Linked DNA regions of Homo sapiens: regions 2, 3, 4 and 5 are each linked to region 1. The links are chromatin loops, found by intact Hi-C in ENCODE. Cell type or tissue: endothelial cell of umbilical vein. All regions are shown on one strand. Links, peaks and the distances in the headings refer to the core of each region. The heading gives the core; the rest is flanking DNA.

Region 1 (6,014 bases), core at 470-5,469:
CCTAGAAATAAACATTCTTCCCCATCCTTTTTTTTAAGCAGAGTTGGTACTTAACAAATGTTTATAAGATGGAATAAATGGGTGGATGGACAAACAAGCCCCAATGATGCAAGATCCCTGGGCAGTTCCTCTAAGAAAAGAAAGAATTCTAGAGAAGGGACTTACATTAAGTGTCCTTTGTGAAGTCACCAGGCACTGGGTAGGGAACCAAGTCGTTGTTTTTGTGTGGCTGCTCATGTTCTGACCTCCATGTTTAAAAATCATGAGTTAGTCCTAAGGTCACTGGGGAAATGCCTCAAGAGTAATTGACTTAGAGAGAGAAGAGAATCCAGAGCCTCACATCTGACCGACAAAAGGAAGGTCCCAGAGATGAGGAACTCGTTGTCCCATGGAATGTCAGAGCTGGGAGAGACCTCAGAGATCATGTCCAACTTCCTGGCTTTTTTCCAGAGGAAAAAACTTGGGCCCATAGTGATACAATGGCTTGTCCAAGGTCACACAGGACACCGTTGCCTGACTCCCTGTCCAGCTTCCTTTCCACTTTACCTGGTGACCACAATGTCTGGGCTCTTTTTCTCCCTTGTTCCCAATGAGTTATGGTAATATGGTAACTTCCTCAACCTTCAAGCATCAAAGATCTCAAAATATTCAAGTCAAACCAATTCTCAGAAACATAGGGTTAAGCCAGTGACTGCTTCCTTGCCCACAGAGGACAGACGTATTTCTGAGGGTGTTTGTTACCTCCAGCAGGTGACGACTAACAAGAAAACAGCACCTTGAGCAGCCCCAGGGGAAGAGAGGTGAGATTAAAGCAGTGATGTCACCAAGGGCTGGGAAGTGGGTGCCTCCATGTTCACTTTGCCTCTGCCATCTACTTTGGCCCAAACACGGCACTAAACTTTTCTAGGGCCCAGGAGCCTCATCCCTAAAAACAAATCATTGCAAAGCAGTTATCACCATGATGGCCATCTGCAGGTATGAATCCCTTTTGGGAACATAAGTGATAAATAAGGGAAATCAGGGTTGGCGGGGGTTAGATTTTCATTTCTAAAGGTCTCAGTATAAGCCTTTATTTAAAGCTACAAAGTTGAAAATTCCCCAGTAAGTACTGTTCTCTCTCGGTATTTGTGGGGAATTGGTTCCAGGACCCTCGCAGATACCAAAATTCATGGATGCTAAAGTCTCTTTAGATGAAATGGTGTAGGATTTGCATAAAACCTACACACATCCTTCTACATACTTTAAATCATCTCTAGATTACTTATAATACCTAATACAATGTAAATGCTATGTGAATAGTTGATATACTGTATTGTTTAGAGAATAATGACAAGAAACAAAGTCTACATGTTCAGTACAGACACAGCCATCCATATATACATACATATATATATATATATATATATATATTTTTTTTTTTTAATATTTTGTATCTGAGGCCAATTGAATCCATGGATGAAGGACCCATGGATACAGAGAGCCGACTGTAAGAGGAATTTCTTATAGGCAACAGCAACACACGTTGTGGCTGATAGAGGGTTTCATTAAACAGGGAAAAGAAGTGACTGGCTCTGTCATTAATGGGTTCAAAGATTGAGGAAAAGCCTCAATCATTGCTGAGGAGCAAGGAGGTCTTATACAGAAATTCCATACTTGGACTTGAATTTGTGTGACCTTGGCTGAGCCGCTTAACTCTTAGGAACCTCATCTGTAAATCAAGGGAATTTGGGTTAGAAATGCAGTGATTTTTAAATTTTGTTTTTTAGCTTCTAGCTGTACATTACAACCACCTGGGCAGGGAGTAAAATCATGACCCCTATCCCCAACCCCTTTTCATTGTGATTTCAGCAGCTCTGGGGGTAGGGTCCAGGCAATTCTTAAGTACGCAAGACTGAGAATTTCTGGATTATAGCATGTCCAAAAACTGATTCTCAGAAGGGAATAAAGTAAATGAAGCAATGGAAAGGAATACTGGAATTCCTTAGCCATTCTACGCACACAGGCCTCGAACCATTGTACTCACCTGAATGCCTAATTTGCCTATTTCCCTCCAAGGCCAAGTCCCCTCTAGGATCAGGGTGAGGCTCCCGCCAAGACAATCAGCACTTTCCCAACAATCTGCAGGGACACATGTAGTTTTCAGACTGAAAGGAGGATAGCAGGAAGTCTGGGTCCCTAAACACTCTGGAGGTATTGGAACAGATGTGTGGAGGTCCCACCATCTTTCCTACGCCTCCTCCACACAGTGGGGTGGCCCCTGCAGCAGGTAAGTGATGAGCGAGGCCCCAACCACATCTAACAAGATGGCCACTCTGTCTGCCTGGCTGGCTGATGCCAGCACCAGCCGCTAGCTCCCGACATGCAGGACTTAAAGCATCTGCCAGACTGGTGCCAGCTTTTGATCAGTACCATGTTGAGCCAGAGACCTGCAGGGAAACGGTCAGGCTCCCTGTAGTCGACTAGCAGGAATCTTACTGAAGAATTTGAGCACAGATTTAAAAGTGAGGTGCAGGCAGGGGGAAGGGGTGTGGGGGACTGCTTGACAGAGGCTGTCTTTTCAAGGCCAGGTTATTCCATCTCTGCTAAGGGAAGAGACACCCTTTCCTGGCTGGTGGTTGGAGCAGGATTTCTGGGCTCCCTTTGCACATTTTGCTGCTCTGCCCTGGGGGTCAGAGGGAGTCTTTTAGCCTCAGCTCATGCATCTGTAATACCCTGAGACCACCGGGATGGGTCCCTAGTCTCCCCCGTGTCCAGCTCCACGGTGTTGCAGTAAAACCACAGCAGGGCCGTTTACAAGACACTTGACGACTCCAGCCAGTCCACTCGCCAGAGGGCCTGCAGGAGGGCTCCTGTCTTCTAAACGAGTCCTCTGCGGCCTAGGCTGCTGTCCTTAGGAAACCCAGTCTACATCCTTGGCAGACATTCAGAGTGCCCCTAAAAGCTGTGTGCTAAGATGGGGAGCCCCCTCCTCCACTGCCCCCTTCCTGGGACACCAAGCCAAGTGTTAAGCAGAGGCCCAGCCCCAGAAACAACGCGTTTTGTGTCTGACAATAGCAGCCTACGTGACTTGAAGGACTCTGCTGTTGGTAAACCAAATGCACGCCAGTTTTGCTTATTTGCTCTAACCTTCAAAGAACCTAGAGGTCCCTTTCTAGTTCAACAAATAAATCCAGTTCCACTCTAGCGGGCCTCCTGGACAAAGTTCCATTGTTACGCCTTCCCTGAATGTCCACTGCTCGCTCCCTCTCAGGCACCCTAGCCCCACGCCTGTTCACCCTTCTTTCGTTTTGGGATAAATCAGCCTCCTTTTTTTGTTTTGTTTTGTTTTGCTTTAATTCTTTCAAAGGGTAAGGAATGTTGACACCCCCGAAACATGCCTCTGATGTCTGGGTAGACTTCAGACGGCTGTATTTGAACGTGCGCTGACGCAGTCGGGCAGATTGGGTTAAACCAAATATTACAATTGCAAGAACTCATCTGGAACTAATAATTTTGAGGCCACCGAAAGTAAAAGGGCCCTGCTTTGGGGCTGGCCAGCGGCAGAGGCCAGCTCGGGCCAATGCTGCCACCTGCCGAGGGCGCCGGGAACAGGGTGCGCCGCCGCGGCCTTCCTGTTTTGCTCTGGCCCCGCTCACCGGCTCCCACGCAGACAGGTTCGCCAGCCAGCCAGACCAGGGCTATTTTAAAAGGCTAGCGCCTCTTCCCAGCCCTTGGTGTAAAGATAGCTAGTCTGGCTGTCCCGTGTCTTCGCTGAAAAAAAGACAACTTCCCAATTATAGAGCCGGGGCTGGCTACAAAGGCAGTTGCAGTTGGAGTCCGATTAAACACGTGCCGGGTGGATTACACAGATCATGTGTCAGTGGCTCGCCTAGGAGGAAGGCTCGTTTAAGTTCAGGATTTTTATTTTGCGGGGGATGATGGGGACGTACAACTCTGGGTTATGTCGGCGCATTGCTGAACTGCGAGTCACATGCCAGATCCAGAAATGATGAAAACATCTGTTTTTGCTTTAGACCAGCGAGGCTCTGGCGGTGGGGAGGGGCGCGAGAGGGACGGGAATGGCTTTGCTCACCAGCACCATCTGCTGAGCCTGCTGTGGAAACGCGTGCGTCCCCAGCACAATGCAGGTTGCCACTCGCCCCGGGAAGGGGGAGATCAACAGGTGGGGGTCTCTGCCCGGGCGATCACTCTCCATGGAGGACAGCCCCGATTGTGCCCTGGGGACTGTGCAATCCCGTATTGTCTCGGAGTGTTCACAACAAAGAGCTTTGTCCCTGAGGACTGCCCGAGGGCAGAGGAGGAGGAGAGAGAAGCAGCAAATGAATTCCCAGGTTGGGAAGGAAGGAGGTAAAGGGGGAGGGGAGTAGCTCCTTAGTGGTTTGCAGACAGTAAAAATTTGCTGTTCTTTCTGGCTGAAATCTACCAGAACAAAGGAACCACGTCTCTATGAAAACTCCCAGCTGCACTTCCCCCCACCGTCCCTCTTGCCTGCGATGGTAGCTTTTGCTCGGCATGTCTGAGAATGTTCCAGTATTCACAGAGACCTTTCTGGTCTCTATGACCAAAGTATTCACAGAGACCTTTCTGGTCAGGCAGGGCTTGACCAGCCCTTCAACGTGCAATCCTCCCAGCTTCAAGAACCCAGCAATGGGATGGTTCTGAATCGGAGCCATACTGACAGCCAAGCCAACGGCATTCTTTCGATGTACAGCAAATATTTACTGCCTGCCTGCTAGGTGCCCGGAACTCACTCAGCATAACTATTTGTCATACAGCTTAAAAAACAATACAAATATGTCAGAGAAAAATGTATGTTTAGTGTCAAGTGCGTGTTTGAGACAATGACAGCTCTGAGTTGAGAAGCAAGGCGAGGATTGCAGACCTCGAATCTACCTTTCCTCAGTATTTGGGGGCAGTTCTGAGAAGAAGCTGGATTCCTCCAGCTTGTGTTTTGGGTTGTGTAGTCAAATCCCCTGAGTAACTGATTTTAATCAACCTGCTTCAGCTCTGACCTCCAGCCCTCTGGCGTTAAAGATAAATCCTCTACAGTTCCCATCCAAACGGCATCCATTACTCACAATCAGAATTGGGTGGGGACCTAGATTCCACTCCCAGGAATCTCCTCTGGGCCAGGTACAAAATTCTGAGCTACAACCAGATGAACAGTACTTCCCAACAACACACAGAGAGGTTAATCCAAGGGAGAAAAACCTGGGTCAAATGAAAAGATCGAGGCTTGCAGACCTCATTAAGCACAGTGCCTCCCTTTACACGCAGCTACCAAACACACCCTCAGCTCTCTGCTGCCCACAGCTGAGGTTCCCAGAAGAGCAAATGCTGCTGATCCGGACCGAAGTTAGTCTCTTCCGTAGGCTCATTTTTGCCCACTTACCTATAAACTCCCAAGTTCAAAAAGGAAACGGATCCTCTCCATTCCATCCCTTCTTCCATTTCACTCCCAAATAAGTATAGAAAGAGCTGCCATTTGCGTGGGAATGGGAACTTTACGCTAAGGGATGAGTCGGAAAAAAGCCTCCTTCCCATTTTACAGCTGGACAAAAAATGTAAGAACCATCCCGATCCTCACAGAGCTTGCCACCAGCTATATCCCCAGTGGCCACATCCGTTCCCACAGGACTCACGTTCTCAAATTATGAGGGCGCAAACAAATCCCCAAAGCCATCTACAAGTCCGTTGGTCAGTCACCTGCTCCGCTCTGATGTTGAAAGATTACTAGTTCAGGGGAGCCATGCGAATCAACACAATCAACTTCACTTTTTGTTTCAGGCCTCAGAAGATTAGAACATGAGACAGCACTTTAATCTGGTTTGGTATTGGGCTGATGTGGAGAGTTCTGATGAATTTTCTTTGTTTTATAAACTGAGGAAACCTTGTCACTGACCCGTATTTCTTTTCTGGACTCTTCTTGACAGTTTTCCTCATTTCTATCTGGTTTTGCAACAGGTCTGTGTTTGAATCTATTGAGGGCTGAAATTTTTCATGCTGCATTGACA
Region 2 (6,014 bases), core at 439-5,438, 500 kb before region 1:
TTGCTCCCAAAATATGCACTGTAAATATTCTTTGTTCAACACCTATGTTTTTAAAATCCAAATTAAGATTTCTCTACTTTTCCCCCCAACTAATCACACACACACACACACACACATGCACACAAACACACACACCCTTTTAACTTGTTAAGTTTGAAAGATGATGATATCTACAACCCGTGTGCTTTGCCAGAATGCACGGTTAGGGCCAAGATTAATGCAGAAGGTTGGTGCAACGTTGCCGCAGAGCAGCGTGATCAGAATACAAGATGGAGCGTAGGGGGAAAGGCCAAGAAATATGTCTGCGCTTGGAGTTTACACAAGTCTCCTTAGCAACTTGTCTGCATTTATTTTTCCCTTAATGTGTGTGGGTTTATTCCAAACCCTGAGTGAAATGGGAGTTGAGTTTCTGACAGTCCCCTATTTCCCTTCTTTGGGGGCAAAATTGTTTCATTTGGTGAGTGAGGCTTTCTCTTTTTTACCAGCTCCTTCTCCTCCCTTCCACCCCCGGCCCCTCCCATTGAGGGAGCTCTGATCCTTTGCATTGTGACTTTGTGGTCTGTTGGTAGCTTTCCAGAAAACCACCTCTCCGTGGGGGAATGAGCGAGCCTGTTTCTGATGGCTACAGCTGTGCAGATTTCTGCCACAGCCTTGCTGCTTCAAGTGCACGATCCTGTGCGTGGCACAAGTGTAAATATGCCTGTTACACGCCTGGGTTATAAAATCTGGGAGGAACAACGGCGCTCCTTTCCTCTCTATTTTTCTTTTTCTGTCTTACCCTCCTCCCTTTCTATCTCTACCACCCCTCCCCCAACACAAAGACCCTGTAATTCTAATTAGAAGATGAATATAAAGCTATTAGGAAAAAATCCTGACTTTTAGGGATTTGATATGTTGGATTTTATGTGGCTGGGCTTGCTGCAGGGGAGACGACCATAAATTCTGCAGTGGTTTTACCTAAAATTGTTTTTACCTTGAAATAGCTCTAGGGGAGTATAGATGCTGCCTCATTGGAGCCGATGCTGAATATAAATCTTCATATTTCTCTTTCTGCCCCCTCCCATTTTAGAGTCTGGGGAAAAAGGAAAAAAGAAACCTAGCCAAAAAAACGTTAAGGTTTGACTTTGGCTCTTTTACAAACAGATGTTGCTTGTCATTCTCTTGTTGTTAAGCAGGCACCAGATTGGATCAAGCAGCAGTTGTGTGTGTGTGTGTATGTATGTATGTGTGTGTGTGTGTGTGTGTGTGTGTGTGAGAGAGAGAGAGAGAGAGAGAGACAGAGAGAGAGAGAGAAAGAGTTAGGAGGTTGATGGAGGGCTAGAAAGCAAAATAACCAGATCAATATTTGGGACAAGTTGAGAGCGAGAAGTAAGGAAAATAGTCTAATACTTTTTTTCTTTCCCAACTTCAATTTGGTGAAGAGTATATAAAATCGTCTTCTAGTTGGTTGGTTGTTGTTCCAAACAAAGAGAGACATGTGGAAATCAATAGACATGGAGAGCCCTAGGTGGAGAAACGCTGACCTGCTGGGTGAAATGCAGAGAGACAGGGGTGTGTGACTTTTCCTCTGAGTGGATCTGCACCCTGGAGTAAGAAAAAAGGTCTTTCTGTTTCAGCTGAACATCTTTTCTTGGGTTTGAAGGTTGCTTTTTTTTTTTTTATAAGTATCATTTTGGACGTTCCAGGCTCCTCTATAACTTTCCCAGAACAAGACTCCATTGTCATGCGGTCAAAACCCTCAAGAAATACTCACTCTTTACATATTATGTATCTCTTTTCTTGCAGGATTCAATCTTCAAATCTTCCCAAGCCATCCTATCCACCCACTTTCTCATCTAATTGTGAGATACTTTCTCAAGAGCAAAACATAGCTTTGAACAGAAAGTGTTAAAGTTGGCTGGTGTCTAGGAAGCATTTATATAGCATATAGTTCACTTCTATTAAAGAGATGACAGTCATCTGATTTTTAAAAGTACGTGTCTGATGTTTCTATGTCAGAATCAAGGTCTTGTTATTTTTTCAAATTTCAATTCTCCTCCCCTGCTTTATTAGCAAAATAGCTAGAAAGGAAGTTGTAGGCTGGCATCATTGTTTGCATTTTAAAAAGGAAGAAAAATTGTCATCCTGAGCAAACTTATTCCTTTCAAAAGTGAAAGTAGTATACCTTAGCCAGCGCACACGATACAACTTGGTACTGGCAAAGTCTCTCTTTTGTTTCATCTAGTGTGTCAAAAGTGAATTTGCCATCAATTTCTCACTCTCAAATAGTTGATTTCTGTTATATGCCTGTTTTAAGTGAATATTAAGTGGGTTTAAGATTTTTTTAATTACAGAAAAGTAAGCTCACTATTCAAATAGTCTAAGAGTGTCTTTTGTTTTCATCCGATCTATCTTCTATTATACCATTTTCCATCTTTTCTCTTTGCTTGATCTACACACACTTGCATTTATCATTTTCATAAAATATTGTTTAGTGTGGGCAGGGTGTGGTGAGATGAAGATTATAAATATCCATCAATCTTCAGTGTTCCATTTGCTCGAAAGAAACATGAAAGCCATGGCATTGCTTTGCCATTCTCCTCGCTCCCTACTGCCTTCTGGCCAGTTTTTCCTTGTAAAAAGGAATGAGTTCTACCTAAGCTAACTGGTTTTGATGCCAAAAGCCTCTGCGTCATATCCTTGAGCGCTGCTCCCACTCTGTGGTCTGATATCCTTGTGGCAATGTCCCAGGTGGATAAAACGTGGCACGACAATTGGCACCAATGAATTACTCTTGGAGTAGCAATTGCTGGATGTGCCTCTTTTGTTGAGGTGATTGGATCTTTTGGCAAAAACCAGTGACTGCAAAGGATGAGAGAAACGATCAGAAAAACTGAAAAGCTGTAGGAGACCAAACACTAGTGTCTCCCCTGCTTCAGGGGACACCCACTGTCAGAGTGAACGACAAAGGTTAGATTTGAACAAGCTTTCTTTCTTTCTTTCTCTTTCTTTCTTTCTTTCTTTCTTTCTTTCTTTCTTTCTTTCTTTCTTTCTTTCTGTTTCTCTTTCTTTTCTTTCCTTTCTTCCTACTTTTTCTTTCTCCTTCTTTCTTTCTCTTTCCTTCCTTCCTTCCTTTCCTTATTCTTTCCTTTTTTTCCTTCTCTTTATTTTTTCTTTATTCTCTATCTTGCTCTTTCTTTCCTTTCTCTGTCTCTGGCTCTTTTTCTTTTTCTCTCTTTTTTCTTTTCTCTCTCTGTGCCGCTCTCTTTTCTCTTTTTTTCTCCTTCCTTCCATCCTTCCTTCCTTCCTTCCTTCCTCCTGTCCTTCCCAGATAAAAAATATTATCTGGTCAAACTGTCCCATCTGTTTGGGACAAAGGAGATCCACTGAGATTTTGTACAAGACGTACATTTTTAAAAAGGAAGGGGGGTAGAGGGCAGGAAATCTTTCCGTTGGTGTCGTTCTGCTGATGTCACCATGGATTCAGTGTTCAAGTCCACAGCCAGGCAAAACTCAAATAAATTTTCCTTTTTGCAAGCAGCTGCACTGTGAGTTCGCCTTCCATTAGTAAAGGGACAATGAAGGGAAGGCGAACCCCGCGTCCAAAACATGGCCAATGAAAGGACACTGGAATGGAAGCCAGGAATCCTGCTGTGGTGGAGAGGCATAGACTCATGAGTCCACCACAATCGGATACTTGCTTCTTTTTAACAGCCCTATCAGCCGAGAGAAATAATGACTCCTGAATCATTTGACAGTAAAAAAGTTAAAATGATGTCTCAATGGCGCTGCATCATGCCAGGTAATCACTGCCCAATTCATTGATTATTCCTTAAACTATTCTTAACCATAGATAGCCTATCTCTTCATCATGCTTAGCAAGTGAGTGGTTTGGTATAAAACATTTGTACAAAAGTATGGGAGTATTCCGAGACTTCACATTCCTATTTGATCATTTTTCTGGTAAAATTGTTCTCAAGGTCCAAGCGTAGCCAGGGGAATTCCAGGAAAGATTTGTGAAATTACTTATTTGCAGAACCTATTTATTATGCGTAGTTCTGGAAATGAAGTAAACATAATGGTTCCCGATGTTTTTCTAGAAATAGTTTTATTTCAGTTTTTGTTTTTCTTTTTACTCTTGTTCTAGTGTTACTTTCAACTTTACAAAAGAGTTGGGTGGCAAAAAAAAAAAAAAAAAAAAACAACTGAAAAACAAGTAAAAATTCTTAACCCATTTTAAAATATTGTAAATGTCTTATTTTCCAGACGCGCGTGGATGATTTGAAGATATTAGCCTAACAAGATGGAAGCAGGTTTAAAATTTTACATAAGAAGTTACCTTTTTCAGGTAATGGTGTTTTTCTGTAATTTTCCCAAACCTTTCGCTTCCTCAAGTATTGCAAATTTTTAGGGCATGCTTGAATGATTTAATTATGAAGAATAACTACATTTTAAACTTAATTTTTTAAAAAAGAAACCAGTTTTATAATTTTCCTAGCCAAGGAGTAGAGCAGGCATGACATTCAACTCTATGGAGTTTGGAAAATTTTTAGAAATTTATTACTGAACAGCACTTGGTTTTTTGGATTTGAAAATTAAGCCATAGAGCTACAACTAAATTCTGTTTTGCCAAACTTCACAGCACCAGCAGGCTCTGAGCAATCATAAGCATTTGAAACTAGCAGGCACTGCCCCTTAACTCTGTCGCTATCTTGGGCATTTGAATGAAAAAATATAAGTATTACAGGATTGGCTCTAAAAAGCCTACCATGTGTTCTGAATTCCTGGAAGATAGAGCTTATATAAATTACATAATAACAATATTGATTTTTTTTTTTACTTTAGTCATAGATTGGCAATACTATATGGCACTTTATGAAACTATTCCCATGCATATATTCAGTGAGTAGGATTTGATCTTAGCTTTCATGATACAGGCAGTTTCCTTTTAGTGTCATTGAAGGGCTTTATGCCACCTAAAAATGTTTAATAACATAAATTATATATTTGCTTTATAAGTTACATTACTCGGCCTTTGTCACTGCTTATCAGCATTAACCCATATTTTCCAACTTGTTAATATTACTAAGAGAGCCCACGGATTCTTGCTTAATGAAGCAAGCCAAAATTTCTTCTGAAAAAAACCCCTCATTTTCCTCCTCAACACAAAGAAGATTCTTAAAGGACGTATTCAATTAATACTTTAAGAAAAATATCTACTCCCAAACAAACCATCCCTTTACTAGGTCAGTATTTGATTTTCTTCTCGTTTTTTTCCTGCAGCCTGGGTATCTTCTGGTTGCTCTTTTATTTTCTAAAATGGAAACTTTGGATTGTTTGGAGGTTAACACTACAAACCATTTGAAATGAAAAACTTCTCTCTGTTCTATATTTGCCAAGGAAAGGGAGAGCTGCCCCCAGCTGAAACGCAGCATTGAGCTCCTTTCTGTGGAGGTCAAGAGCGCCATGCAAATTTATGAAAGTGGTGCTATTTGAATGTCTCAGTGTACCACTTTGATAGATCTTAGTCTATCGCTAACAAATATTGTATCGTTCTAGTAAGCGTGATGATAACAATTCATTCTCATTACTCTGGGACGTTGGGCTTATTCTGCTCCATTATAATAGGAGCACCTACATCCCCCACATTCCAGCAATATTTAACAGGGTTCAAAGTGGCCATCCTCAAATACCTCTAGCCCCATGCCTTTGTCAGAGAGACGGAAGGAAAAGAAGCAGCTCAGAGCTTATTTAAAAGTCTTTTATTTTAGAAAGGAAATGAACATTTTAAAATAAAATAAATAAAGACCATCTGGGGGTGACTGATTTGGATACTACTTACTTCCACTTGCTATTGTTATTTCTTTGGATCTGAAAATTAAGCCACAGAGCTACAACTAGATTCTCAGTTTTGCCAACCTTCACAGCACCAGCAGGCTCTGAGCAATTGTACCACAGCTCACTTGTGATGAGATGGGGAAACAACAAAGTATCTATGAATGGTTATGTCTCAGTTTCTGTTCATCGTACTGTTG
Region 3 (6,014 bases), core at 466-5,465, 170 kb before region 1:
TTGTCTCTTGTTTTACCTTGAAGTAATATACAGAAGATGTTTCGAGGACTATTGAGCTACATAACCTCCAAGGATCACTTCAATTCTAAGGTACCAAGTCTTTATTTTATAATTAAATATCTTAAGCCATCACTCACCTTTTCTATTGGTTGTCCAATCATCACTAATTTGTTAAGAAAGGACACCCAACAAGTGCTGAAGCCAGTGTGGAGCAATTACAGGCCAGAAAATTAAAAGGAGAAAAGACTGTTCTGCACGCAGTTCAACAATTGCATAGAGCAACCAAGGTGTCCTAAGTCATCATATTGTGCATGCACGCAAAATAATGGCCAGCATGTTGAATGAGATGATACATGCCAGGCTCTGTGCTTGGCATTTTCCATGCATTGTCTCACTTAAATCTCATAACCCTGAGATAGATACACTCATTATCACCATTTCACAGAAAAGAAAAAAAAGCTTAAAGAGATTTTAGAACTTACCTGAGGTTATATAGCTAGGAAGTAGCATGAACCCAGCCTATCAAAGCTCAAGTTTAACCACTCTACTACCTATCTATTATACGTCTTCCAGCCTTTTGAAAGGATAATTAACACACTGCTTTTCAATATTTTTGTTTTAATCTATAAAGTGTTCCACACTGTCTTTGTGAAGTAGAAAATCAGCAGGTACTGTGAATTAAGTAATAGACTGGAAAACTAGGTTCTGATCATAATTTGGGCACTAAATAGTGGGCAAGCCATTCAAAATCTCTGTCCTGCGAATCCTCTGCTTTAAAATAAAGTTATTGTGTTTTACATCTAAAACCCATTTCATGGGTTTAGATGTAAACCCATGAAATTGACTATTTGACTAAGAGTTGGTTTCATGGATGAAAAGTTGCAATTTCTTTTTTCTTTTCTTTTTTTTTTTTTTTTTTTGGCTTAGACGGAGTCTCGTTTTATTGCCCAGGCTGACTGCAGTGGCGAGATCTCAGCTCACTGCAAGCTCCGCCTCCTGGGTTCACACCATTCTTCTGCCTCAGCTTCCGGAGTAGCTGGGACTACAGATGCTCTGCTGATTTTTTTTTTTTTTTTTTTTAAGACGAAGTCTTGCTCTGTTGCCCAGGCTGGAGTGCAGTGGCGCGATCTCGGCTCACTGCAAGCTCCGTCTCCCGGGTTTACGCCATTCTCCTGCCTCAGCCTCCCGAGTAGCTGGGACTACAGGCACCCGCCACCATGCCCCTATTTTTTTTTTTGTATTTTTAGTAGAGACGGGGTTTCACCGTGGTCTCGATCTCCTGACCTCGTGATCCACCCGCCTTGGCCTCCCAAAGTGCTGTGATTACAGGCGTGAGCCACCATGCCCCGCCTAATTTTTTCTATTTTTAGTGGAGACGGGGTTTCACTGTGTTAGCCAGGATGGTCTGATCTCCTGACCTCATGATCCGCCCGCCTCGGCCTCCCAAAGGCATTTTCTTAACCATCACAAAATGTGTAGAGGACAGTTCCTTGGTATTTACCTGACTTAGTAACATGGAGCATTTTCTCATTGAAAGCTCCAAGGCCTGGCACTTTCTCTTCTTCTTGGCACCTTTGCTTCTGGGATTTCACTTTCTACTGCAATATCTTCTCTCCTAGATCTTTATTATCTCTACCCAAATTCACTTTGTAACCAACATACAATTAAAGGTGAAAATGTCATAATAAAATCCATCTGCTTTATCTATCCAAGGCTGGAGACTTTCTTCAAAACCAAGGACGTTGTTAAATTGCTGACTACCCTAACTAAGGGTACTAGTCCTTGGTATGCCTGAGAAACAATAGCATAGTACTATTACTGGTGACCAAATCATTTGAGATTAAGAAGAAAATAAACTCATTTCCAGAGTTGGTCATGGGAGGAGAGGGGAGAGAGGAGAGAGGAGACCCTTTTAATAATCAATTATTAACTCGTTCTGCCCATGAAAATATTTTTCAGACTTGCTTCCAACCCTTAAGAATGGAGGAAAAGAATACAAAATGACATCAGCCCAGTCATTATTTTCATTCTCTCCAATACCAGTAGGTAGATTTTTGGCTGATAAATCATAGTTTTCAAATTCCTCCGATGGAAAATTCTTTGACTATAATGATTGAATACCCATTAATGTTGACAAAGTTGGACTGCCTGGCCTTGTTCTTAGGTTAAAACTGATGAGCAGACCCACTCCTTACCTTGATGATGTAAAAAAGACTAACACAATCCTAGTACAAAACAATTTTATGACTCTGGCCAGTGACTACTTGGAAAGAAAAAGACATCAAACTTTCCCCCCAAATTTTGATAATACCAAATGTCCTCCCCAAAAGGTGTTGAATAGGAGAAAGAGAAAATAGAGATGCCAGTGATACTGTACAAAATCAAATCTGAATTTCGACTATTGCAACCTAATAGGGGTTTAGTCACTTAAGAAAAAAAAAAACCTATTATTGGACACTTACATGTGCCAGGTGATATGAAGATAAAGAATACCATTCTTCCCTGAAGGAGTTGACAGTGTACTTACTGAAGGAGATGGTGAAGTAATCAGAGAATTCTAAGTTAGATTTGAGTGCTTTCCCCACCACGACCCATCACACCCACAGCAGAGTTGGTCTAATTCTAGCTTTAGGAATCAGTTCACACCAGCTCCTTGAACAGTTGGATCCATAACCAAAAACCACAAGATGAGGGGTGAAATGTTCAGCCATCTCTGTAACAATGACTCAAGCAGTCAGAAGCCCACAGAAGGCTGGAGCTGTATTGGAGATGCTGCTGCCAAAGCTTCATGCTGACTCCATCTGTGTCATCAGCATTAACATCACACCTCCTCAACATCTTGGGGCAGAGCTCACTTCTGACATTTTCACACTAGCAGCCAGTCAGATTCTGAAACTGATGTTTATGCTGCTGACATGTCATCTTCTTTTAGCCCTCTTGCATCAGTCTGTCTGCTGTGCCTTTTCCACAGCGCAGCTCAGCTCAGTGTGGATCACAGGCAGTCAAAAAAAAAACAAGACAGGAAGTAACCCTAACGTCATGGAGTCCCTCCACAGGAGATGAGTAATTTGTGGGGAAATATTAATGTTCTGAGTGTCCTCATCCCATCCTCTCCTGTTTTCATATTTCTGGTCCCACTGGCCCAAGCATCTTATTCCTCCACGTTCTTTGCCCTGATGCAGAGAAGCTGGCTTTGTTGTTCTTCTTAAGGACACTTCAGCCTTTTGCTTTCAATCAGCCAGCTCTTCATTCAAGAGATCACCCTTTTGCTTCCTTGTGTCCATCACAATTTTCTTCTCAAGATAATCACCTCAGGTCCATAAGAGGCTGCTCCAGACACTTTGCAATGAATATGCTAATGTTGTCCTGTTTTTTAATTCTGTGATTTTTGAAAAATCTCCAGAAGTTAGTATTATTCCAATTTAAGTTACATTTACCACATATTTACTACTTTCCTGATGTTTTTCCTTTTTTTTTTTTTTTGAGACGAAGTCTCGCTGTGTTGCCAGGCTAGAGTGCAGTGGTGTGATGGCTTACTGCAACCTCCGCCTCCCAGGTTCAAGCCATTCTCCTGCCTCAGCCTCCTGAGTAGCTGGGACTACAGGTGCGTGCCACCACACCCAGCTAATTTTTGTATTTTTGGTAGAGATGGGGTTTCACCATGTTGGTCAGGATGGTCTCAATCTCTTGACCTTGTGATCCGCCTGCCTCGACCTCTCCAGTGCTGTGATTATAGGCATGAGCCACCGCGCCTGGCCCCTGAATTTTTTCTTGTACCTTAGAACATCTATCTGCAATTTTCCTTCTGCATGAAGAACACGTGTTAGAATTTCCTTTGAAGAAAATGTGCTGATGACAAACTCAGCTTTTGTTTATTTAAAAATAACTTTATTTACTTTTATCTTGAATTATTTACTTTTATCTTGAAATATGCTTTCCCTGAGTGTGGAATTCTTGGTTGGCAGTTACTACATCAAACTGAGAATAATCCACTATCTTCTGGCTTCTGTTGTTGCTACTGAGAAGTCAACTTCAGACTAACTTTTATTCTTTTAAAGATAATATATCTTTTTGCTGTGGCTGCTTTTAAGATTTTTCTCTTTGTCTCTGGTGTTGTACAGTTTTCCTATGATGCGTCTAGGTATAGATATCTTTTTATTTATCTGGTTGGGGACAAATTCTAAAAGAGCTATAACACTAGTTATGGCATTTTTATTTCCAGGGGTTCTCTATTTGGCTCTTTCATCAAATTTGTGATATCATTTTTATAGTATCCTATTACTTGAAGTCATTTTCAAACTTGTCTTCTATTTCTCTGAGCATATTTAACATGTCTATTTTATAGGCTTTCTCTGATATTCCAATATCTGAAATAACTGCAAGACTTTTTCTTTTTGTTTTTTGTTTGCTTTTATTGGTTCTTATGCATGTCAATTTGTTTTCTTATAGGCTTGGTTATCTTTGGCAGTGTGATGACTTTTTTTTTTTTTTTTTGAGATGGAGTTTCACTCTTCTTGCCCAGGCTGGAGTACAATGGCATGATCTCGACTCACTGCAACCTCCACCTCCCAGATTCAAACGATTCTCCTGCCTCAGCCTCCCGAGTAGCTAGGATTATAAGCATGCACCACTATGCTTGGCTAAATTTTTTCTTATTATTATTATCTAGTAGAGACGGGGTTTCACCATGTTAGTTAGGCTGATTTTGAACTCCTGACCTCAGGTGATCCACCCGCCTCAGTCTCCCAAAGTGCTGGGATTACAGGCGTGCACCACCACGCCCAGCCTGTGATGACCTTTCTACTCCGGGAAAAAAAAAAAAAGTCATTGGAATGATCTCAGGCTTTCTTCATAGAGTACTTGGATTTTCTTCTGTCGGGTGCCCAAGAAAACCACCAATTGAGAACCATCTTGTTTTGTCTTTTATTAGATTTCTCACCTTGTTTGAACCCTGGATTTTTATCTCTGTAATCCTCATCTTACATCAAAACAATAGTTTAAAAGTGCAAGAGTACCCTCGGAAGAAAATAAGCTTCCATGGTCAGCTTTCCTTTCAAGATTTCTGGTTTCTCTTCAGCTTCTCTTGTCAGTTCTTTGATGTTTTAAGATTTTTTTTCAGAAGGAATGGTACCAGTTCCTCCTTGTACCTCTGGTAGAATTCGGCTGTGAATCCATCTGGTCCTGGACTCTTTTTGGTTGGTAAACTATTGATTATTGCCACAATTTCAGAGCCTGTTATTGGTCTATTCAGAGATTCAACTTCTTCCTGGTTTAGTCTTGGGAGAGTGTATGTGTCGAGGAATGTATCCATTTCTTCTAGATTTTCTAGTTTATTTGCGTAGAGGTGTTTGTAGTATTCTCTGATGGTAGTTTGTATTTCTGTGGGATCGGTGGTGATATCCCCTTTATCATTTTTTATTGTGTCTATTTGATTCTTCTCTCTTTTTTTCTTTATTAGTCTTGCTAGCGGTCTATCAATTTTGTTGATCCTTTCAAAAAACCAGCTCCTGGATTCATTGATTCTTTGAAGGGTTTTTTGTGTCTCTATTTCCTTCAGTTCTGCTCTGATTTTAGTTATTTCTTGCCTTCTGCTAGCTTTTGAATGTGTTTGCTCTTGCTTTTCTAGTTCTTTTAATTGTGATGTTAGGGTGTCAATTTTGGATCTTTCCTGCTTTCTCTTGTAGGCATTTAGTGCTATAAATTTCCCTCTACACACTGCTTTGAATGTGTCCCAGAGATTCTGGTATGTGGTGTCTTTGTTCTCGTTGGTTTCAAAGAACATCTTTATTTCTGCCTTCATTTCGTTATGTACCCAGTAGTCATTCAGGAGCAGGTTGTTCAGTTTCCATGTAGTTGAGCGGCTTTGAGTGAGATTCTTAATCCTGAGTTCTAGTTTGATTGCACTGTGGTCTGAGAGATAGTTTGTTATAATTTCTGTTCTTTTACATTTGCTGAGGAGAGCTTTACTTCCAAGTATGTGGTCAATTTTGGAATAGGTGTGGTGTGGTGCTGAA
Region 4 (6,014 bases), core at 723-5,722, 270 kb before region 1:
ATCCACCAATATTATGCTTGTAACATGCCTGAAACCTGCGTGTGGTACAATACTGAAGTTGAGAATCACTCTTCTAAGACAGGGGTCCCCAACCCCCAGGCTGTGGGCTGGTACTGGTAGGTGGTCTGTTAGGAACTGGGCCGCACAGCAGGAGGTGAGCAGCAGGCCAGCAACTTAGCATTACTGCCTGAACTCAGCCTCTTCTGAGATCAGCAGCAGCATTAGATTCTCATAGGAATGTGAACCCTATTGTGAACTGCACATGTGAGGGATCCAGGTCGCGTGCTCCTCGTGAGAATCTAACTAATGCGTGGTGATCTGAGGTGGAACAGTTTCATCGTTTTCATCCCAAAACCATCCCCAAACCCCTCGCTGTCCATGGAAAAATTGTCTTCCACAAAACAGGTCCCTGGTGCCAAAAACGTTGGGGACCCCTGTTCTAAGACATGCTATTATCATGACCATTCAGAATGGTTAAAGCACTCTGAAGCCACTAGGCATTTCAAATCCAAGTAGACAATCATAATCTCCAACATCTTAGATGTTTCTAGGTGCTCTACCCAGAGTGAATGTACAAAGTCAGGACACATTTTCTCTGCATGCTTATGAACAAATGAATCTATTTCAATGACAGTGCGTTGGCAGGAATGGCACTCCTACCTCCATGTCACAGAGGCGTAGCATTCAGGAATGAGTAAAACCACTCCAGGCTTCCTGTCTTCCAACATATTCTATATGTGTCATATTGCCACTGATATGATCAATTCTATCTAACCACCAGAAGCAGTCTCCCATGCCTTTAGGCTCTTAAGCATTCCATTCAGCTCATCTACACTCCCCTCTGGTCAAAGCCATTCATTACCAATTGTAAGTAATGTGACTATGGGGATGCTACCTGGGGCCACTGGAAACCCGCCATGGTTTACAGCCCTTGGAACAGACTCAGACATTGTAAGTGAAAACTCTTTAAGCCAAACCCAAACCTTTTATAATTGAAATTATAATAAATCACACCTCTTAAATCTTTCTGGAGAAGATTTGGGAAAAGTCTCTTCTTGCTCTTTCACTGCCAGAGAGCTCCTTAATAAGGGAGTGAGATTCAAATTAAAAACAAAACAAAACAAAACAATTTCCACTTCAGCTGTCCTCAGGGCTAATGCAGGGTGTATACGATTTGTGGTCAAGACGTGGAAGCTAGGAATAGGGACAGGTAGAACAGAAGGGCAAGCCAAATTAGAGTATGTTTGATCCCAGCTGTAAAGGCCAATGGCTTCCTATCCAACTCTAAGAAAAAGTCCACACGCTCGAGCATAATATACATATAGGGCCTCTGGGATCTGCCCTACTCCTGATGTGTCCCTCTCCTATAGCACTTACCTCTCTGTATTGCAACTATTTGTTTGCCTTCCCTATTAGACTGTGAGGCCTGTGAGGGCAGAGATCATGACTTAGTCAGTTTTAATCCTTAGTAACTTCAGAAACCCAGTAAATGCAGGGTCAGTTTGCACAATCCTGAAAAAATGAGCAAACTGACTCTGCACTAAAGCTGCCCATAAGCCAAAAGGGCAAAGTCAAGGGAAGTGGACCTCAGATTGCACATAATCGGAAGCACTCAGGGGCATGTCTTTTTATTCTAGCTGGGACTGTAAGCTATTCAGGGAAGGCTATTACAAGCAGTGGCCATGAAACAATAAACTTCATCTCCCCACCCCGACAAATGTATCAGAATCTATGACCCCTTCTAAGTACTCTCCTTGGGAGGCAAAGTGTATATTCTGAAATGGCTATGTTTGCTCAATAAGCCTTTTTTGGAATTGTGATCAGATTCAGTTTATATACCACACAAACCAATCTAATTTCCTTATAGGCACATGTATTTCCAAAGCAATGTTCCCCAACTTGATTGCCCACCATATTCATTGGCCATAGCTTCAGGGCGACTTTTAATAGCTTTCAACAAATCCACCCTCTAAGGATGAAGATGTACCACATTTCAAGATATTTAAGAAAGTACCAACAGTGTCCATGCATAACTTTCCAGAAGAGTTCCAAAAATGCTTTGAGCAATTTCTCAGTATCTTGGGAATCAGCAAAAATCTACTGAGAGGACTGCTTTGCAGGCAATAGTGCTGCTTTGGAATTAGACATTCTCATTCATGTGTTACATAACAATAACAAGCACTTATTAACTGTTTACTATGAACCAACTCTATCCAGCAATGTTTGCGTGTGTGTATTCTCACTGAACCCTCCCAACAATTATATGAAAACAGCAACAACAACAATGGTTGTTTTTGGCATTTACTGAGTGCCCATGATGGGTCAGACAGTGTTAAGGATTATTTCGTTTTAAACCCATTTTACAGACAAAAAAACTGAGGTTTAGAAAAAAGTAAAGAACTTTGCTAAGGTCCCAAAGCCAGTAAGAGAGGAACTAAGATTCATATGCAAATGTATCTGACTTGCTTATAATTACTCTGATTTATGCCTGTGGTAGGCTCTGCACTGTGATGTGACTGCCGGATTTATATATATATTATATATATACGTATATATATAATATATATATTATATATATATTATATATATTATATGGTAGTAGAATGAATATATTACTATATATATTATATGCTAGTAGAATGAATAAACTTATATCAGTGACAGTGGTCCCACCAAGGCAAATAAGAACAACAAGCAAAAGTGATACAAGAGGGTTCAGCTCATCTAATTCCTAAACTACAGCCACGTTCCTGTTCATAGGAGAGAGCAGTGGGCATCAGAGACCAAACCTGGATGTCTCCAAGCCAGCTGCAGCATGGGGCTTTGTGATTTGCTGTTTCACTCCAGTTAAGCCCCTGCAGGGCCCTGAGTCTTAGTCACTCCAGCCAGGCATCAGGAATGGGTACATTCACCTCCCTTCCCCAGCCTTCCCCTATGAATATTTATAAAGCGCTCTAGAATCCTGGTATCCCATAAAAATGCAAAGTACGATTATTATTAATGATACAGTTAGCAAGAAGGACATTTGTTATTTCTACTCAATTGGTTTCCCCCAGGAGCAGAAACAATTTTTTTTGACATAGTATTAATGCGCCGCCTCCGCAACTTTGGTCATCTGTCATCTTCTTTCGGACAAAGTTGAGCCAGTGTCTCAGGCAGCACCCTTCCTTCCCCTTTGCAATATCGGCACTAGCTGAGCCCAAGTGGCTTTATGGTTTAGATGAAACTATGGATCTTTATTTGATTTCTGGTATCAGGAAACAATTTATGAGGATCAAGGCAGTTAGGCTACGCGACTTCCTTTCTTGCCGAGGTAGTCGCTAGTCGCACAGGCAGCCCTGGCTCATAAATCTCGTTTTATTTCCCCATCTATTCACCTGGAACTAAGTGATTTTTTTTAAGGCAAAGGGGAGAACACATTTCCTTATGTAAGCACTCTTCCTCCAGCTCGTAATCACCATTGTTTCTCAGACGAACTAGTGAGCAGCTGAAGCAGGAGCCATTTCCATTTTCGTGCATCACACTTGTATTTTCAGAGTTTACAGAAAAATACTGCAACCAATTTGGGATTTCCCTGTAATGAACCACTTCCTCTAAATAAACCAGAATTGATTCCAATGTGAATTTCAGAGACGAAAGGGCTTTCTGAAAACATCTATTTTCATATGCCCTTCAGAAACTACCTTGCCTTTCTTTTTGCTCCCATCCCCCGCTCCCACCCTCCCTCAAGCCCCCCACCCCGCCTTCCCCTCCTTCTTAAGAAGACTTTCCCAGGTCCCTCTTGGCTGTGGTTGAACGACGTTGGCTCCTGTCCATGCTGCAACAAAGACCTGGCATTCCAGCTGTCTGCGTCTAATCTCCAGTGTCAGCTCTCGTTAATGTGTGAGCGTGAAATCAGAGGGGGCAGAGCTGCACGGAATATTAAAACCATGATCAGAATTCCACTGAAATGCTGAGAGTCTGCAAGCACCATTAGAGGAGGCTGTCAAATCACGGCTTCGCATTAAATAAAAGAAAAGATTTCTATCAGAGGAAAGTACAATCAGTGAATCGCTGAGCTAAATTAGCATTTTTTCAATTGGAGATCGAAGTTGATTTATTGTTCTACACGACATTAATGTAACTATGTGCTTGACCTGCTAAGGCAGCTAATTTTTCATTTAAATGGTTTCTTTCCTTCCCGGTGCAAAGGCTGCAATCATATTTCAACTTTGCAGAGTGATCAGAAAAGTCGTGGAATGCTGCAGAAATGTCTTAGGGCGGCCTTCCTTCCCCTCCCCTCTCTTTCCTTTCCTTTTTCCAACTCCAGCGCCTTCCTCCTCCCCTCCCCTTCCCCCCTAACCTCATGGCTGGTGGTCAAGGTCACAGAGGAAGAGTAATCTCAAAGCCACCGACTTCAAAGCCTCCATCAAAGAAGCCCCTACGTAGCCATTGAATTAAAAGGGAGTGGGGGAGGGTGGGGTCCTGGCACTAGACGTTCCTACCAGCAAGAAAGGACCCTTTAACTGCCCTGCTGGTGTGGCCAAATCTGGGGCGTCCTGGGTCCAGTTTTCTCCTGCAGGCCTCTCAGTATGTGTCTCTTCTCATCCTCCCCATCCCCCTCTCCTCCACACTCACATCGTCTGAAGATAATATACATTTCCAATTAGCAGAGCACATTCTAGTCATGTTCTCTTTTACTGCCCTAACTATCTTCCTTTTGCTAAAAAGCTGGGCTGTCATTAATGAAATCCTGCAGTTCTGTTAATCCGAGATACAATGCTCCTTTCTCTCTCAGTCTCTCCCTAACATAAAAACTACAGTTACTGAAGCTCCCCTCTTCTGTTTGGAGTCCTCGTTGTTTGTCTTTCATTGCATACCTGATGTAGCATAGTAGCAGTCGAAGTTCCCGGACGGATGTAGAAGGAAAAAACACAATTATATTTGTTTCCCAGTGTCCTTGTTTGCAAAGGCAGCTGGCATTTTCTGTTTTTATTTTTTTAAGCACATTGATTTTTAAGCTCTGGAAATTTAGGAATATGTCTTAGGGTAGTTTGGGGGCCTTTGCCTATAGCAAATTTGTTGGATTTAAAACAATTATAGCTGGAAGCCCTGGAAGAACCCTGATAAATTACTTTCCGGCGTTTGTCTGAAATGCCTCTTATGAATTAATGCATTGTATCCATAAGAGAAAGGGCAGGTGGGTGGTGGGCAGTGGTGCTGACATTTGCCACACCTTACCAATATCAGTATGACTTCCAAAGCATAGCGGACATTGGACCAATAGCTGGTACTTATATTTTGGTTTTCTTCTTCCATCCCCAAACATCTACATTCTGAATTACAAATTGGGAACTTTCCTATATTTGGAGGAGGCATGAAGTCAGTGTCAATCCCTTAGATCTGGAGGCCTTGAGAATTTGAGGCTAAGAACGGAATCAGCTGCTACATACCCAGCTAGCCATGGACAGATGAGGTGAAGAATAGCCCCCTACCCCACCCCCGTGGCCTCTAAGACAAGGAAATCACTCGGGCGGGGGCGGGGGGGTGGTCAGTGCAGTGAGGGAAACTTCCCTCTACCTTCATCACAATTGGATCTAATTAGCACCCCTTGGTTGGCCAAGATGCTATGGGGTGATTGGGTCGATGTACTGACCTCTGCTCTGACCCAGTGAAAACGGCTCTACACAGGCCAAAGGTGAGGTTCTTGGCAAGAGACTGTTTAGTTGAATGCTGGAGACAGGCACCAGTTGTCTTCATACCTGCTGCTATGTGGTGGAAGTTGCTTATCTTGCTCATCTTTTACTCCATTTAGAAAGTAACACCATCTCTCCCCCATGTTGACTACCACTCAAAACAACCACTCTAAAAAAGAAGCACGGATTTCATTCTCCAAAGGCAATGAAAGTTTGGTCACTAAATATAGAAAATGCTTCCCCATAAGGCACACTAGTCGTCTGCTTTCCCTTGGGTGATTTCCACTGGGATTCTGTACCAAAAGTCAGTGTTGGTTGATCAGAGTTCCCTCTGTCGCC
Region 5 (6,014 bases), core at 530-5,529, 310 kb before region 1:
TGGATCACTTGAGGTCAGGAGTGTGAGACCAGCGTGGCCAACATGGTGAAAGCTTGTCTCTATAAAAAATACAGAAAAATTAGACAGGTATGGTGGAGTGTGACTGTAATCCCAGCAATTTGAGAGGCTGAAGCAGGAGAATCGCTTGAACCCAGGAGGCAGAGGTTGCAGTGAGCCAAGATTGCACCACTGCACTCCAGCCTGGGGGACACAGAGAGACTCCATCTCAAAAAAAAAAAAAAAAAAGGTTAAAGGCGAAACATGGGGACCTAAATCTCTCGTAGTAACTTCTACTGTCAAACATGCTCTGGGGAAAAGTACTGAAACTCACATGAAGGTTATGTCTCCTCAGGAACGTTTGCATGCTCATGAAAATCAAAGCAGTAAGTAAAAGGACTTAACGTTCAAATGGGAAAGACTCTGTGGGAAGAAGTGGTTTAGAGCATTCTTGGGCTCCCTGACCCCTCTCATTGGTTGATATGCTGCCTGGGAGCCTAGGTACCGGCCCTGGTAATTGTAGAGTTATGGGGCGAGCACCCCCACTCAGCTCCTCAGTTCAATACACACGCCTTTAATTTGATGTTTTTTAATTCAGCTCCAAGACTGTCGTCAGCCATTTTTTCCTCTCTCCTTTAACACTGACCACCTTGTTCTCTTTTATACTGTGAACAGAGCCAAGCAGTGTGCATTGAAATCCAACATCCTTTGTGTTGCTTGAGAAATCTGAGGCTGACATCTCCAGGGCTTTTTTGTTTCTCTTGCCTCTCTCCTCCCGTGACCTGCCAACTCCTTTTGGCTTTCCTGGGCTTTCGTCATGTCCCATATCGATTGCTCCCCTTTTCATTATTTGCAGGATGCTAAGGATAGACCCTGTAGCACAATGACGCTGGCTTTGGACGTTGATTAGGTCAGCCTCCGACCCTGGGCACGTAGGTCCAGTGATATTTCACCAGGCCAGGGTTGTTGTTTCATCAGCCACTCATAAAGGAACCAATTGATTTTTTTTTCCAGACTGCTATTCTAAACTCCCAAGATCTTTTCTGGGATTTTAGTCTGCTTCTTTGAATGCTCTTTTTCTGTTTCTTTTCCATCTTAGCCCTGTGGTTCTCAGGTACCCGATTTACTAATTACCCCCAATGCTGGCACCTGACAGCAGGTGGCCACAGTTCTGTTAATTATGTCCCCAGGCTTAGGAATTCTCTTTTAATGACATCCAATCATCTACCTCTGACTCTTGGGCTGAAAGCAGGTTGCAGGCACACTTCTCTTCCCTTGAGCTCTTAAAATCTATTCTTCTGACCTAGCACCTTAAGATTCATGTGTTATGCCTTGAAGGTATATGACAGAATAGCCAAATACTTAATTCCTTCTGCAGCAACTGGTGGAGTCACAGCTATTTCAGGATGAGGTGAAGATAGAGTCTGAGAATGGCCAGCATAGCTTTGATTTACCAGGAAAACAAGCCAGCTGGGAAGGTCCTAGTCAGAGGCATTCTGGGTAGACATGTAGTAAAGTTAGGCCCTTGTGTTATCTCTCTCAATCCCCCCAACCCAATGTAAACTGTTCTTTTAGGCCAAACCGAGGTTGTGGCTTTCCATAAGAGTCAAATGAAGAGTAGAGGGAGCCATCTGAAGTCAGTGAGAAACACTATGTGTAAGAGGCTTGGGTTTTGAGAGCAATAGACTGTAATCAATTATAATATTCATTCTATGAGTGGCTGGGCCTCTGTTTTACTCCATTAAATGGGGGAAATGTCCATTTGTGTTTCCTGGTTTAAAGTTCAGCCAAGAGAATTAATTGTGCAATATTTCCAGAAGGCTTTGTATTCCATGGAGGCAGGTACTGTGTATGTATATGTAAACACAAAAGATACGTAGATATATAGAAAATCCCTCATTGACTGTTTCCAAATACTGAAAGAAATGACTTATGGGTGAGGAGAGCTGTCAAGCAGAGAGTTTTGGCCAATCTGTAGGTATTTTAAAGCAATCACGATGGATGTGGGGAAAGAAATCAATGGAAACATTATCAATAGGGATTTCATTGTAAATACAATATGCTAACAGTCTAGTCATCAAAAATACTGCCTGTCTGTAGTGTAAGCAAATTAAAAAGAGGAAATAAGATATTTGCATATAACTAATAAAAATACAATAAAAAATGCACTTAGTCTCACAACTGATGAGGCGAGGATGGGGGAAGGTGGGGGAAATAGATAAAATCAGTCCTGTTCAAGGTCAAAGGTGTCTTATCTGGTCCATATTGCAATCACAATTTTTATATATGTGTCATTGCAATTGGTTCTCATGATACCCCTGTAAGATTGTTAGGGCAGGTTTTCCTTTTATATTTGAGGAAATTGGCCCAGCGGTTTTACCCAGGGTCATACAAGGTGCGCACAGGGATGTTTGAACTTGATCTTGGTCACTTCTCTTGAGCTAGGAAACTTCTTACAATTCCACATTTTCTCTGGGAATTAGGTATTTTCTTTGAGCCCTCACTTCTGTCCTGATACTCTGTCCTCTGTCTTCAGAGAATCTTGTTTTCATTGGTCCCTCTCTAATGACTTGGTACCCTAGATCCATTGAATGCCTGTTCTCTGTCAATAAGACCTTCCTCTTGAGTCAGCAACTCCCCCAGGGCTGCCCTGAATGATGATGCATCTTCCGGCCCTGGCGGGTTTCCAGCCCCTCTCTTCAGCTGATTCTACCTGAGAAGCCTCCCAGCCTGGAACTTCCGGACATTGCCCAATCAAAGGGAAGCCCCCAGAAGGAGAAGATAAGAAGGAAATAATTTAGGACTGCCTAAACAAATGTACACTAAGATTCTCGGCAGCTGCATAGTTTCCCTTCCAGATGCAGGTTGGCCTGGTTAGAAATAATTCAGGTTTTCTTGCTGAGCTCACTGATTGTTTGTCCACTATTCACTCCAGCACTGATTAAATAACACTCGAGGGATTTTTAATTTGTACTCGATTTTGTTGAGTCTTCTCTTTCATGCTTTCTCTCTCTAGTTAGTGAACTCGCTGCACTTCCCTCCATCTCTCTCTAAGGTTGTCTGAAATCTTCTCAATCAATTGACTCCCCTCCACTTACTTGCAAATATATTTGGGAGCTTTGGTTCTCATACAAGTCAGGGTGCCATATTAAGAATGCTATTGGATATGCAGGTTAATAAATATGCCTGCATTATGACCATTGCATCCACATCTCCGTACCAGGTTTAGACCTAGGGAAAAATTATCACCGTCTTAGGGCCCTTCCATCTCCTCTCCACCCCTGTCATAATTTTTCCTGACCACTGGGAGACTGAGACAGAGTAGCAGTGGTAAGGATTTATGGCTCATCCTTGGTATGTGTAAATAAATTGCATCATTGCAATGAGATCCAGACTCATACAACAGACTGTCCCTGCCGGCTTGGCTATGTTCTCTGCTCTGCAGACAACAAAAGATGACAGGTTGTAAGTTCCAGCATCAGAAGAGAGCAACTGGCTTCCGTTGGCAACCTTACTTGTCAACCGGCAGCTCCAAGAAACAAGGTCATCTAAGGACAGGCAGGGGCTGATGCATTTGAAAGTAGAGGAAGCAGCAAAGGAAGTGTTGACTTCAATTTCATGGGACTGTAATGCCACAGGCTCCCATTCTCCTCACACTTTCCTTCTTTTCTAGAGTACGTCTTCATCTCTCATCTCACCTTGGTACTAGGGTCAGAGTGTAAGAACTAGAGTAAGAAGCACTGCCTTTTCCTGAATGTGCTCATGGAAAGGACTCCAGGACAGCCTCTGTGGCTATGGAAATTATCTACTGAGTAAATGTCTCTCTGTGATCTATACCACACCTAGCCAGGTTGGCATCATCTGATACCAGTAAGGAATTAGGTATCACCCATTAGTTTTTTTTCAATGGAAGGCTCCCACGTACTTAAATTCAATATTCTAAATCCAGTTAGAAGTTAGATCACAAATAAAGGATTATTTTTAATAAATATTTTTAAATCAGGATTTTATTTTGGAATAATTTTAGACTTATAGAAAAGTTGCAAAGATAGTGCAGAGAGTCTCTATATACCCTTCACCTAGTTTCTAGAAGATGTTTTCATACTTAGATGTTAATAAAGCTGACTAATGCTTTCCTTTTTTTTTTTTTTTTTTTTGAGACGGAGTCTTACTCTGTCACCCAGGCTGGAATGCAGTGCTGAAATCTCAGCTCACTGCAACCTCCACCTCCCAGGTTCAAGCAATCCTCCTGCCTCAGCCTTCCGAGTAGCTGGGATTACAGGCACCCGCCACCACACCCAGCTAATTTTTGTATTTTTAGTGTAGACAGGGTTTTGCCATGTTGGCCAGGCTGATCTTGAACTCCTGACCTCAAGTGATCCACCCACCTCGGCCTCCCAAAGTGCTGGGATTACAGGCATGAGCCACCATGCCTGGCCTGACTAATGCTTTAAATAGGACCAATATAGACTTTTAAAATGTGTTAGGCCCATCTAATGTGCAACAGCATCTCTTCTTACAGCCAGGGTCCTTACTGCCCACTCAGTGTCTAATCGCTTTTTGGCTCTAGGATAAGGCTGACCAGTGTAGGAGGAACCTTAGCAGACCCAGTACCATATCCTGGCCCTCAGCCACAAGTTTCCCTATGGACAGCCCAGCCAGCCCTTGGGTCCCAGGTCTGAGCAAGTGCACACTGGACATCCACATTGGGAGGAGTGCTCCCCTTCAGCCTCCATCAGGATACCTGAGAACTATGTGCTTACCTCCTGGCTTAGAAAATAACTCACTCCCTTGACCTTGCTTTTTCCAGTCCTTTCTATGGGCTCCCACGGGCCCTGCCCAGCCCTTGCTGCTTTCCAGGGTATATTCCTGGTACTGTCTGTGCTTGGGTCTTAAATGTTTCCTCCCTAGACTCTATCTACTGCACTGTCACATAAGACCTCACCCTGGCACCCTCTACTTGCCTGAAATGAGGCCTGTTGTCACCACACTCTCCACATTTTGTGTCCTAGCTGCTGGACTGCACCTTCTTTTGATCCCCATTTTCTGCGATTAGTTGGTCTAGACCCATGTCCAGACCCTTCCCGGGCTTCTCCACTCTGCTCACACTGACCAGAGTGAGCCAGGCTTGATTACATATGAGTTATGATAATACTCACTTTATTCAGTAATTTTTATACAAACATGTACTGTCTCGCACTTTCTGGGCTCCATTATTGAAGGCCGTGGAGACGGTTAATACAACTGTTTCCAAAGAGTTTGTGGTCAGAAGAGACAGGCAAAAAAGTGAGAGTTGCTGAACTGGAGGGTGGTCATTAAGAGGAAGATAGCCCAGCGTAAGGGAAGAGGTAGCACTCAGTTATCTAGAAAAGGGCACAAAGGAAGAAAAGCAGGCTTGAGCAGAACAATAAGTGCTGTCATTTTGGGCATGTTCTATTTGAAGCAGGTACAGGACCTTCAGATGAAGATGTCCATTAAGTCTCAGACATAGAAGCCTGGAAATAGGAGGGAAATGTGGGCTGAACTTTTGAAGTTACCCAGATACAGGGACAAATTGAATCCTAAGGCCGTCCAGAGATCCTGGGTAGAAGGAGAAGAAGGTTAAAAGGGGGCTTGAAGGAATTCAGTTAAGGGATGGGGGGGAAAACACAGTAATTTCTGAAAATGTCTCTCCAACTGGCAGCGTTAAAGGCACAAAGGAAGTGGCATTCACTCACTCCCTCTGTTCCCCACATCTGAGCTGTCTTCCTGTAGTGCAATCTGCCCAGGCAGGCAGCAGCCGGACATTGCTCTTTGCTATTGTTGGGAAAAGAACAAGAAAGCTGAATGTCATGGCCACTGCCATTAAAGCATAACTCATTCTCCTCCAGGTTGTTCAGGGTCCTAGTAAAGTCAAAGCAGAAGCTGTGGGATCTTGGCACATCCACAGTCCCTGAATGGATTTTTCTATCCTCATCCATAATCTGGGGGGGGCGGAAGATACTGCTCAGTGACATTCAAAGAAAAGCAATCTGTGC

What was found. Hi-C counts contacts between places; a loop is a spot of excess contacts. Peaks named below come from ENCODE experiments on the same cell type or tissue, not always from the same donor. Only the 100,000 strongest peaks of a DNase experiment are listed, where the experiment ranks them.
Region 2: a loop joins it to region 1, with 11 times the contacts of the local background. A loop is called at or near these places in 4 of 110 quality-filtered maps.
Region 3: it touches region 1 in a loop (2.5-fold over the local background); 6 of 110 quality-filtered maps call a loop at or near these places.
Region 4: it touches region 1 in a loop (2.4-fold over the local background); 10 of 110 quality-filtered maps call a loop at or near these places.
Region 5: a loop joins it to region 1, with 5 times the contacts of the local background. A loop is called at or near these places in 6 of 110 quality-filtered maps.

What each region holds. Positions count from the first base shown.
Region 1 is chr11:121,653,720-121,659,733 of GRCh38, reverse strand. No RefSeq gene overlaps it. Among named protein-coding and RNA genes, the nearest start is that of SORL1-AS1, 200 kb to the right of the region's middle. RefSeq lists an enhancer at 3,688-3,897. In endothelial cell of umbilical vein, for the core only: CTCF peaks have their summits at 3,552 and 4,100 (motif pointing left); DNase peaks (open chromatin) are centred at 3,583 and 3,983; H3K4me3 peaks cover 799 bases; H3K27ac peaks cover 552 bases; H3K27me3 peaks cover 342 bases.
Region 2 is chr11:122,153,864-122,159,877 of GRCh38, reverse strand. MIR100HG (mir-100-let-7a-2-mir-125b-1 cluster host gene) reads left to right here. Exons shown (of 5, transcript NR_137179.1): 4 at 4,246-4,327. Among named protein-coding and RNA genes, the nearest start is that of MIR100, 4.6 kb to the right of the region's middle. In endothelial cell of umbilical vein, for the core only: no CTCF peak of the experiment used is centred there; DNase peaks (open chromatin) are centred at 1,857, 1,967 and 2,677; H3K4me3 peaks cover 1,142 bases; H3K27ac peaks cover 3,217 bases.
Region 3 is chr11:121,826,282-121,832,295 of GRCh38, reverse strand. No RefSeq gene overlaps it. Among named protein-coding and RNA genes, the nearest start is that of MIR125B1, 270 kb to the left of the region's middle. In endothelial cell of umbilical vein, for the core only: no CTCF peak of the experiment used is centred there; a DNase peak (open chromatin) is centred at 2,925; H3K27ac peaks cover 1,983 bases.
Region 4 is chr11:121,927,626-121,933,639 of GRCh38, reverse strand. No RefSeq gene overlaps it. Among named protein-coding and RNA genes, the nearest start is that of MIR125B1, 170 kb to the left of the region's middle. RefSeq lists enhancers at 3,821-4,321, 3,177-4,577. In endothelial cell of umbilical vein, for the core only: no CTCF peak of the experiment used is centred there; DNase peaks (open chromatin) are centred at 3,419 and 3,839; H3K4me3 peaks cover 652 bases; H3K27me3 peaks cover 179 bases.
Region 5 is chr11:121,962,199-121,968,212 of GRCh38, reverse strand. No RefSeq gene overlaps it. Among named protein-coding and RNA genes, the nearest start is that of MIR125B1, 130 kb to the left of the region's middle. In endothelial cell of umbilical vein, for the core only: no CTCF peak of the experiment used is centred there; no DNase peak of the experiment used is centred there.